Linked DNA regions of Mus musculus: region 1 is linked to region 2. A link is a loop called in an ENCODE intact Hi-C map of the cell type or tissue named here. Cell type or tissue: left cerebral cortex. All regions are shown on one strand. Links, peaks and the distances in the headings refer to the core of each region. The heading gives the core; the rest is flanking DNA. Region 1 overlaps Gm4827 (predicted gene 4827). Region 2 overlaps Cd47 (CD47 antigen (Rh-related antigen, integrin-associated signal transducer)).

The links. Hi-C counts contacts between places; a loop is a spot of excess contacts. Peaks named below come from ENCODE experiments on the same cell type or tissue, not always from the same donor. Only the 100,000 strongest peaks of a DNase experiment are listed, where the experiment ranks them.
Region 1: a loop joins it to region 2, with 2.5 times the contacts of the local background. A loop is called at or near these places in 2 of 42 quality-filtered maps.

The regions. Positions count from the first base shown.
Region 1 is chr16:50,033,655-50,039,039 of GRCm38, reverse strand. All of the region lies in intron 2 of Gm4827 (predicted gene 4827), which reads left to right. Among named protein-coding and RNA genes, the nearest start is that of Gm32101, 13 kb to the left of the region's middle. In left cerebral cortex, for the core only: a CTCF peak has its summit at 2,349 (motif pointing right); a DNase peak (open chromatin) is centred at 163; H3K27ac peaks cover 315 bases.
Region 2 is chr16:49,906,047-49,911,431 of GRCm38, reverse strand. Cd47 (CD47 antigen (Rh-related antigen, integrin-associated signal transducer)) reads right to left here. Exons shown (of 9, transcript NM_001368415.1): 8 at 4,620-4,651; 9 at 1-563. The coding sequence ends at 555. Among named protein-coding and RNA genes, the nearest start is that of Gm19723, 47 kb to the left of the region's middle. In left cerebral cortex, for the core only: no CTCF peak of the experiment used is centred there; DNase peaks (open chromatin) are centred at 1,686 and 2,876.

The DNA of each region.
Region 1 (5,385 bases), core at 123-5,122, 130 kb before region 2:
AAGCAGCTAGTTGATGCTTCTGACCTTCTGATTTGAGTTCAGGTCTTTTGTGTCTCTCGTGATGTTTGCAATTTACCTCCCCCCCCCCCTTTTTCTTCTCCTTTTCTGTAAAGTATATGTTAGCAGCCTACGTCCACCTACACTCTAAGCAGGACAGAATGTCCCTTTCAGCTGTATTGTAAGGATCAGACATTTTTTACAGTTGAAGCAGATTTTGGCATTTCCATAGCACATGTACTTCCTTGGGCAAACAGGCAAATATAGCTTTGACATAGTGAGATATTCAAGGCTCAAAACTAGTAAGCCTGAGATCATCCATGAGGTGGGTCTGATCCATGTCACACTTTTCAAGAGGAGAAAAGGAAGAGTCAGGGACAGAAAGAGAGAACAACGCAGTATGGAAAGAACTTGTCCTATGCAGGAGGCAGGCAGAAATTCTGGAGTCCTTGCTGCGGCAGTCTAGGGGCCCTGCCTTCGAAGATTCCTGTAGAAAAAGAAGGCTGAGTTCCCAGTCAACTATTAAACATTTGCCTGCCTCCACCTTGTTTGAAAACAGGATTTAAAATGCATCGCCAACGATAAGACCTAGTGTGGAGACTGTTACGGATGAGGTATATAGGGTAGAATGTAGAAGGTAGGGAAACTATCAGACATAGAAGATTATGACCCTGGGCAGAGGAATATTTATAGCTGATGGAGTTCCAGGACCAGGAGAATTGTAGGCTTATGAATTACAGACTAACGGAAGCAAGAGCTGGGCCCTTGTTCCTTGAAAACATAAAAGTGAATGTTTTACCCTTTCCTATATGGAGTTTATCACTGTCAAGTCTTCCTGCTCATGATTACTAAACTGGTCCAGCGGGGAAAAGGGAAGGAGAAGAAAATATAAGATCACTGATGAGTGACACCTTCCTGCAAAGTCCCTTCCACTCCCATCAGCACACCCTGTTACTGCGGACAGCTCCGATCTCTCGAGAGAGGTAGGAAAAGGAATTGAATTCAAATAAAAGGGAAATCATGAGAAGATACTGTATGCAAAAAGTATTTTTGTGTTTAATCTTCAATATGATTGATTTCTATAAGATTTTGTGGTGTTCTATACCTTTCTGTTCTTGACTGAAATTTTATGTCTCTGCTCAAGCCTGGAGGAGAGGTTGCTAAGCAATTTAACAACATAAACAAGCAAGAGAGGTGCTCAGAGCCAATGGGAAGCAGTCTGTTCTTATATTCTTAGGCGAACAAGCTGTATTTAAAGATATTATTGCATTATTGTCTGCATGCACATGCACTGCTATTTCTAAATGAATCGCATCTCTTTTTTGAGAGAGGCTGCCTACTGGCCATCATACAGCAATTCCAGTGATTAAAAACGTTCCCATTTCTTTAAAAATATCAACTATTGATGATAGCTTGCATAGTATGAGGAGCCAGGCACAATCCTAAGCAAGGGACACTTCACAAAAGCCATTTTATTTCATCTTTATCATATTGGGAGGTAACAGCATATGGTATCCATCTTTTTAGTAGGTGAGGAAATTATCAAGTTTGAATAATTTGTCAATGGTCACTCAACAGGTAGAGCCCAGTATCAATTAATTTAAGCATGCTAGAATGATCCTTCAGCGTCTTCAAAGAGTACAAAAGTTTCTATATCAGTGATGGTTAACCCAGTTGCCTGGCTTGTAACCAAGACTTACCTTTCTTCTTTCTCAGCTAGATGCTTTGGTGGCCAGTCTTTTCTTTCAGTCAATGGGTAGTTAGACTGCATTTTGTAAAATTTGGAAAACAGTAGTTTGGTAAAGTAACACTCATCTGGTATCTATAGCGGCTCCTCTGTTGGTTTCCAGTACATCACCTTTCTAATTGCATATCCAGAGTCAATTAACTTTGGTAATTTTCATCTATAAAACTGGAATAATATTAGCAGCCTTGCAAAGTTGCTGGGGAAATGAGATTCCATAATGTAAAGTGCCCTGCTCAATGCAGACAGCTGATAGCATTTGTCAGATACGAATTCCCTTCTGCATCCTTTCCTGTCATTCATGCATGAGGTGCTGGATCTGTCTTCAGAGTTGGCAATGTGTCTAAGAGAATTCTGAATGCCTTGGTTTGACATGCAGACTTCGTCCTAACTTTGGAAGGATTGTGAGACGATGAACTAAGTAGTTTTCCTGTTTGATGTAATGATGTTCAGATCTCCATACCATCTCCCACCCGTATCAAAGAGATTTCATGATGACACACTCAAGATATCGGAGACTCAAGAGTTCTGCTTCGGTCCCTTCAATTGGAGTCATCTGGAATTAAAGGGCTCTTCTAGACTGGGTCATCTTTTTCTGCTAGGATGGATTTGATTGCTTTGACAAGCTCAAGCCACTCGCCTCCAGGTGGAGCTGCATGAGAGAGAGAGAGAGAGAGAGAGAGAGAGAGAGAGAGAGAGAGAGAGAGAGAGAGAGAGAGAGAGAATGGAGACCAAGGAAAGCAAAATAGGTTTGTTCCCCCAGAGAACCAGCCAGGGAAAGATACAATGAAACAAGAAATGGTGCATGATCCTAGGGGATTTGCTGGGACGAGAAGTGACATGTGAACTCATTCAGCCGGTTTAATTCCGCAGGAACCTGAAGAGACTACCAATGTGTTTGGCCAGCCCAGGGTAGGATGCAAAAGAAATGAGACAAGAGTCCCCTCGGAGCTGGCAGTCTGGGAGTGGCTGCTTACTGACACAGGGCTGAACCCCAGAAGACTCTGCGTAACTCAGCGATGAAACTGAGATGCAGGTGAAGGCATGGTTTCTAAGGTCAGATAGAGGCTATTAGCTTTGTGTGTGCTGCTATCTCCCAGGCACTGAATTAGATGACTCAAATAAAGGAACTCATTCGATTTAATCCTAAAAACAAACCTTTGACATGAGAGCCTGTTCTGATGGGGAGGAAATTGAAGCACAAAGATTAAATACTCTGCCAGTGATCCAACTGCAAGTGAGCTTTGCGATGCAAAGCTGAATGTGACTGTATGGAATGCTGAGCTCTCTGAAGCCATGCAGCCTCTTGCTAAATTCTTCTAACTGCATCTCAATCTCCCCATGTGACAAGTGGACTGCAGAACCCCAGACTTGGACATCCCATACTGTTTGGGGTTGACACCTTGCTTGTACTTCATATCAAGCAATCTGTCCCTCACTTTAGTCCTTAATAACTGAGCACTTCTGTTATCTAGTCATATGATATGGAGAATGCTCAGACTAGGGTGGGCTTAAGACCCAAGGGAGGGGAGATTAAAAACAGAGAGTGAGAGATACTATTGCTATATCAGTTTTGTCTCTCCTGGGCATAATCCCAGGGAGCCCATGTTATAACCTTACAGTAACCCCTCACCCCATTCTGCCCTGTTTTCTTGGACTAAATTGAGTTTCTGTTACCTGTGACCAACAAATCCCCAAATAGGACAAATGTGTTCCTCATTTTGAGGAATCCACGAGATAAGGTAAATTACAAAGGGCAAAGTTGATGAGACCACAGCTATTTTATCTTTGTGAGTAAAATAGCAATTTGGTTTTTATAATTGGGTTCCAAGGTTTTCAGTTCATGGAATGTTTCATTATGTCTGAAGGAGGACACGCATACATTTCCCTTCTGTGTGTCCTGCTGGGAATAATGAACATAGTTGATAGTCATGTCAGAATCAAGTCTTAGAGTCATCAGGTTCTTTGCATCTGGGAGAAGTCAAGGGGCTGAAGCCTGGTCATCTGGTAAGTACTTTAAATTGGGTTTTCACTGGAGCCAGACAGCACCTTTCAAAATCTTCTCTAGGGACTGAGTCTGGCTGAGTGACAGAAACTCCTTCTGAGTGACAGGCTGGCTGGCCACGCTGCTATCTCTACCTGTGTGATAATGGTTCTGAGTTAGGTTTGACCGAGGAGACTTCCTATTTGATTTGGTTCGCTTACATTTCTGCTCTGTGTCACTCAAGATCACCAAAGCAACTGCACAAGCGTACAAACATGGCGGGAGAGAAATTGGTGCATCTCTGGAAGGGAAATGACAGCAAGCTTCACTCTGGGTTATTTAGTACTGGCTTTGAAAAGCACATATGCCAAAGTGTTTGGGGGTTGGGGTGGTGGCTTTGTGTATGTTTGGGGTCAGAGAACAACTCGCTCAGGTTAGTTGTTCTTCCACACTGTGGATCCTGGGGGTTGAATGAGACCCTCAGGGTTGGCAGCAAGTGCTTTTACCCATTGAACCTTCTCACTGGCCCTTATCCTGGCTACTTTGCCTCTGGGTTGATGAGTCCATGCTGAGCTTATGGAGAAGGCTGGAAACGCCACACTCTCTGCTGGTATTTCACCTGCCACCCGACAGGTTGCATATTGTTTTATTTATCATGGAACTCAGGGTGCCAACTCTCTCTTTGTCTCATAATCATTTCAGTATCTCCAGGGTGAAGATGGAGCTGGTTAACCTGGCTCTCCTCCTGGTCCCCATCCACGTTTTCCTGGGGATTCCTTTGGACCTCGCATTCTTTACCCCACAATGGCAGTGGCGGCAGCACATTTCTGTTAGTGAGGGTTTCTTTGCCTGCGGCTGCTTTATTACTTAATGCAGACCATGTAAATTACCTGTCAGAAGGTTGCCAGTGGGCAAACTCACTCCGAATCATAACTGACTGTGCACATGGTCAGACTGTCTACCCACTCTTTCTTCCATTCTTTCTCTCGGGGACTTCACCTATTTGTATTACTTCTGATTATTTTTTAAAGTCTCTTTGGTGGGGGGGTTGGTACTCTTAGAGAATCTGTCTCCTAGACAGTGTGGACTTACTGCAGGGGGACTTTCAGAAGGAGGTCAAGGAGCACAGATGGAGTGTCATATAGACACCATGGTGGCTTTTAAGCCAAGCGATTTCTCAGATGAAGATGTTGAGTCTAGCTTTGTGATTGGTTCCCTACAATCATGAGTGACATCAGAAGAGAATATAACAATATCTCATACTGTGAATTCTATTGGAAACATCAGAGAAAAGTCTTTTTAGGATAGCTTTCCGACTGGTGTGTGGGGTGGGAACAGTCTTTTCCTTGCCTGTCCTGTGTGATAGAATCTTGATGGCAAAGATCAGGTTGTGGAGCTCAGTGGTTAAGAGCACTGGCTGCTATTGCAGAGGACCTGGGTTCAGTTCCCAGCACTTACATGGCAGCTCACACAACCTGTAACTTTAGTTCTAGGAGACCTGACACACTTTTATGGCTTCTAAGGGCATCAAGGCACACACATATTGCAAAGACCTACATGCAGATAAACACTGACACAATAAAATGTAATTTTTAAAAATCAGGTTGCATTTACCTGATGAGTTATACAGTACAAGCCTGGGCTAACCTAGGACTTGATA
Region 2 (5,385 bases), core at 311-5,310:
TATCATAGCACACAGAGGGGCCACACGGGATTTGCCCAACCACATTCGTTTTTCTACTTCAGTCTCTATCACTATGACCCAGAAGTGGCAGTCTTGTTATTCAGCTAGCAGCGGAAGTGGCAAAGCTGCTGGCAACCTGAGTTTACTAAGGCTTGCTGGATACCACTGTTTTTCATAGGTATCTCTGGGTAACTAACCCTCAGGTTAGTGCTTGGCGAGTCTCACTCGGAATCAATTTAAACTCAGTGTTCAGAGACTCTAGGATCTAACAAGCATCATTCTTGGAAGTTGCCCCTGAAACGTTTGCCCCTAGTTGAGTAGAAACAATAGAAAAATGGGATTCCAATTGGTTACACAGCACATCATATTTTTTTTATTATGTAAAGTACAGCTGCTTTGAATATAAACTTAGTAATCATTTATGTGACATGTTTTCCTGGATGGAAGTCAGTTACTGTTGTCTGTTCCTTCCAGCTGTGAGTCGTGAAGACCTGGTGCTTAGACAACTGTATTCTTCCATTTCTGACTTCCAAGTTACAGTCCGTCACTTCCCTTCACCTATTCTGGAAAACAGAAACATCAACATTTCGTCACTACTCACGTCCACTTCCTATGCATTGAGACATGACTTGTTGCTAAAGCTTGAAACTGTTTGAGATATTCTATCAAAAATAATGAAAATGTATCTGTAAAGGTCACAGACAGAAATCAGGCAAATCATTAGCCTTTTCAGTTTGGTAAGTAAAATGCCAATGGCATGGGAAAATAAAATCAACACAGACTGATAACCTTGGTTTGCTGGGTAAGCTCAATACAAGGCATGAGATGTTGATTTTTCAAAGCAGAAGTTATTGATCCAAGAATAATATTCTACCATGTTCACTTTAGGTTTACAGCATTCGGTTAATATAAGTGAAACAGACTTGTGATCCGGCATAGGTAAAGAGGAAGTTCTTGGGAAGGTGCCCTGAACTTTGTTCAGGGTGATCTGTACGCCGTGAGTCCAGGGTGGACATCAGAAGACACAGCCCGTAACAAGCATTTAAAAACCAAACTGTGTCGCCCGGCGTGGTGGCGCACGCCTTTAATCCCAGCACTCGGGAGGCAGAGGCAGGCGGATTTCTGAGTTCGAGGCCAGCCTGGTCTACAGAGTGAGTTCCAGGACAGCCAGAGTTACACAGAGAAACCCTGTCTCAAAAAACAAAAAACAAAAACAAAAAACAAAACAAAACAAAACAAACAAACAAACAAAAAACAAACTGTGATCAGCTAAACATGGACAAAATTCAGGGCCTTTTCAAGGTCCTCACAGACCACCTCATGTGCTACACAAAGAACTAAAAAAACCAAAGTAACAAACAGTTCTTTATGACATCTCTTGAAACAGTGACTTAAAAAAAAAGTCACATTTTAAAGATAATTAACAAAGAGGCAGTGAAAGTTTTCCCACTGGTTTTCTGCAAATGGAGAAAAGTTTACTTATTTATTTATAATCCACTCACAGAAACCTGACACTGTGGTAGGTAGAAGAAAGACCACAATAGCTGAGAAACAAAACACAGAGGGTAAACACGGTAAAGCCACGCCAGGAACCCTGGCACGGTGTACACTTGTTCCCACTACAACAATATTTTTAGGTAGCAGCAGCTTGTGTAGCAAAACACACATTTCAAAGCTACGACAAAAGCCTGTAACCATGGGACCATTCTGGACTTCCCGTCAAGCCAGAGCCTGCGTTAAATTTAGCTCAGCCAACACATGATCGAAGTGTTTTTAATCTTATGCAGAAGTTAATTGTGCTCTAGGGAAGAAGGCCTCCTCGGTTACCTGCAACTCTTTGTTAGGGAGGTGAACAGGCAGGTCACAGGCTTTACAGCAGTAAAATATAAAGCAAAGCCTCCGTGAGAAAAGGATGGGTTGCAAGTACTGACGGCATGAAGACGTTTTTTGAAAATAGAATGTAATTACAAATGGAATTACTAAATGCCAATGGGGCTGGAGAATCATAGACTATTACGGACTTCTTTGGGAAGTATTAACAAGCACATGCATAGGTCATATTCAGGAAACATGTGTTTGCTGTTGATCTGGAGTTCAGAAAAGAGGGGAAAGCTGGGGTGTGTAGAGAAGTCTTTTTCTCTCTAATCCTTTCCCACATGGTTGGGACTAAGTTTCTGCATGGAAAAGTAGATATATCACCCCCAGTGTGAAATGCAACAAAATCTCTCCACAAGTATACAACTCCATCAAGGTGAGACAAACATATGCCAGGATATCTACACTCCTTATGCAAGGAGTTTTAAACACTCAGTCAACAGGTGCATGGCCTGAAATATGTGCACCAAACATAGCCGCTGAGGAACCAGGAGGTTCCCATCCATGAGACCCTACGAGCTATGTTCTTTATCTACCTACAGAAAAAATGACACTGTCACAGGTAAAAAAAAAAAAAAAAAAAAAAAAAAAAGAACACAACACCAAGCTAGATCTAAGATGGAAACACCAAGAAACTGGGACATTCATGATTGACAATGTCCCTGTCATTTTCTTTAAAAAAAGTTGTAATTTCAAGAAAGCTCTCTGCTTCCTTTGTAAACATCCATGTGTGTCAACCAGTGCACAACCATGGGTGAGCTCTAAAACTCATCTGTCCATGCATCAACCAGGGCACAATCACATGCAAACTTAATACTTACCGTCATTCATCATTCCTTTTGACTCTTTAAATGCTGAGGATTAGTAACAAGCAGGCAATTAGTCAGAAGGCAAGTTAGTAAGATTTCACAGTTAGAAATAATCTCAACATAAACAGATATGCCAACAACACAATGCCAAGTATCCCTTAACTAGACAGCTAGACTCATTTGAGGCTATCATTCATTGCAAAGCTCACACCCACAGCACCCACAAAAGCAAACAGACTTTCTGGGGAATACAGATCTAGATTTACATAGAAAGTAAGTGACACATTTTGGTATCACTCCATAGTGGCAGCCTGGATTTTTCTAGAAATCAGAAGCCACAGGGATGATTCTTTACTGAGGGTGTGACACTTCATCTTGTCCAGTAAAAAAAAAAAAAAAAAAAGGCTCAATGGTCCCCTTGCCCAAATGTCACTCAGTATAGCACGGGACAGTGAGAACATTACAAAAGCAACACTGCCAATTTCTGATGAAGAATCAAGAAAGTATTGAGAGATCAAGGCCAGAAAACATATGAACAAAAAAAGCAAGCAAACAAACAAAACTCCCAAACTGGATTCTTCCCAAGGGATTGGTGGGCATTCTAACGTCTTTGAGGATCAGTTCAAATTACGATCTGCTAATAGACCCAGACTTATAATGATCACATACCGTTAAGGGGTTCCTCTACAGCTTTCTGGAAAATATTTAAAATATATTTATAGAAAATGTACATTACTTTATGTGTTTTATGCTAAAACTTACACTATCATTGAACTTGTATTATAAGTGGAGAATCCTATGGTCTAAAAGCAAAATGAGACAGCAAAAGCTAATGAAACAAAGCTTCCCAAGGCTAGTTAATAGTTTAATAATAGCTGCCTTATTCTCTTAGTATTTTTTTCTGTGAATAATTCCCTACTCCACCCACCATTCTCAGTTCAAGAAATTCTTATAAAAGTATTAATGTACAAACATGCAAATTGCAGTAACAGATAGAAAACACAGTTAAATAAGAGATGGTAGCAAAGCAGAATCATTTTCACATCATGCAAATTGAACTCAGTAACAGCAAGAAAATTGGTAGGATTTAACGGTCCATTGCTTAGGTTATCTCTAAGCGGCTCTAGGAGAACTGTTAGCTGCTTGTGGCTAACACAGCTGTGTCACCAGTCTCCTCAGAATAAGAGGCAGAGGTGAATTAACACATTCTCCCAAGCCCGCCCTTTGGGCGTGTCCTTAGAGGCTGCCAGAGTTATCTGCCAGTCACTGTGGACAGGAAGCTGAGTCCAATATACTCCCACTTCAGATCTTAATTCCATGTAAGAACTCTCAGGTCTGTCACCATGGTGAGTTTATACAGTAATTTTTTTTCTCATACATTTCCTCCTGAATTTGATCTTTTTCTTAGAATTTTCCCAAAGACCTTATGGAGGTATTCAAATACAATAAAACCTTTAGGAAGGAAAAATGCTGATAAAATCGTAGGTCATTATTTGGAATGGATCTCTTCAACAACATATACCTTACAGACTATACTTTTTAAGGAAGTCAATTTAACACAAACTTTTCTTCCTTAATGTCGTGCTCAAAACTGTCACTCTATAAACTCACATCACACAAATCCAACAGATGGGGAGACACAGTGGAATCAGCTTCCTGCTGATGGAAGAGATAATTATATTCCCCCTCATAGATTCTGCATCTACATAGGGAGTACAAACTTACAGGGACACTTCTGTCTCATCAGTACTTAAATGCCTCAAGGTAAATCTTATGACACAAACAGACCTATTCATACACAGGCCCTGAAATGACTTCAGCATTGCCTTAATTTGATGTCACATTAAGCATAGAACCAAACAGTCCAATGTTCCAACCCCTCATTTTAATCCACCAAACAACTGCTTTTAATTAATTTCATAAACTTGGACTTACCCTAGGAGGTTGGATAGTCCTCTGGTTGGAAGCTGGTATAAATAAAAGCATAAATGCAACCAATAAGATACATAAAGCAATATAATACTTAATTTTAAGATAACATACATGTTCAGGACTAAAGCCAGAAGGTACTAGAGACTCCAGTGCAGGAGTTGTAGCTTTGATGGTCTACTTGAAAACTACAGAGGACTCTTGATTAAATGCATTGACAGGAGAAAAGCAAAGAGATGCCTACAGCAAATAAAAAAAAATAGACTCACTCATGTGCACATGCCTCTCTCATGTCAGATACCTGTCATACCTCATGTTGAAGAGAGGCTGTCAACTACTCACTGTTACCAGGGTACCATCTCTTTCTCCTTCCCAGCTGGGATGGCCAGAATAGGGCAACGAGTGACTTCCCCTCTCTCAACACACTCTCCTTGTTCCGAACTGAGCAGCCTTTTCTTCCTTTCTCTCATATTCCCAGTCCTCAAAGCTCTAGGCAGCTAGCACGCTACAACAAAGCATGAGCCCTTCAACGCCCCCTCCCTCCCTCCCTCCCTCGAGCTTAGAGCTACCCCAGATTGGTAGTTTCAAACCAAACCAGGGCTCCTCCCTCTGTGTATTCCTCCCTGGTGTTTTGAGTTGCAACCTTTACTGCTTCTGCACAGATTAGCTAATGAAGATGCAATAATAGAGGGCAGGAACTAAATGACAAGAGGGAAAAGAACAACATTAGACTGGTTTTAAAAAAAGACAAGAAAAAAGAAAAGAAAACTTC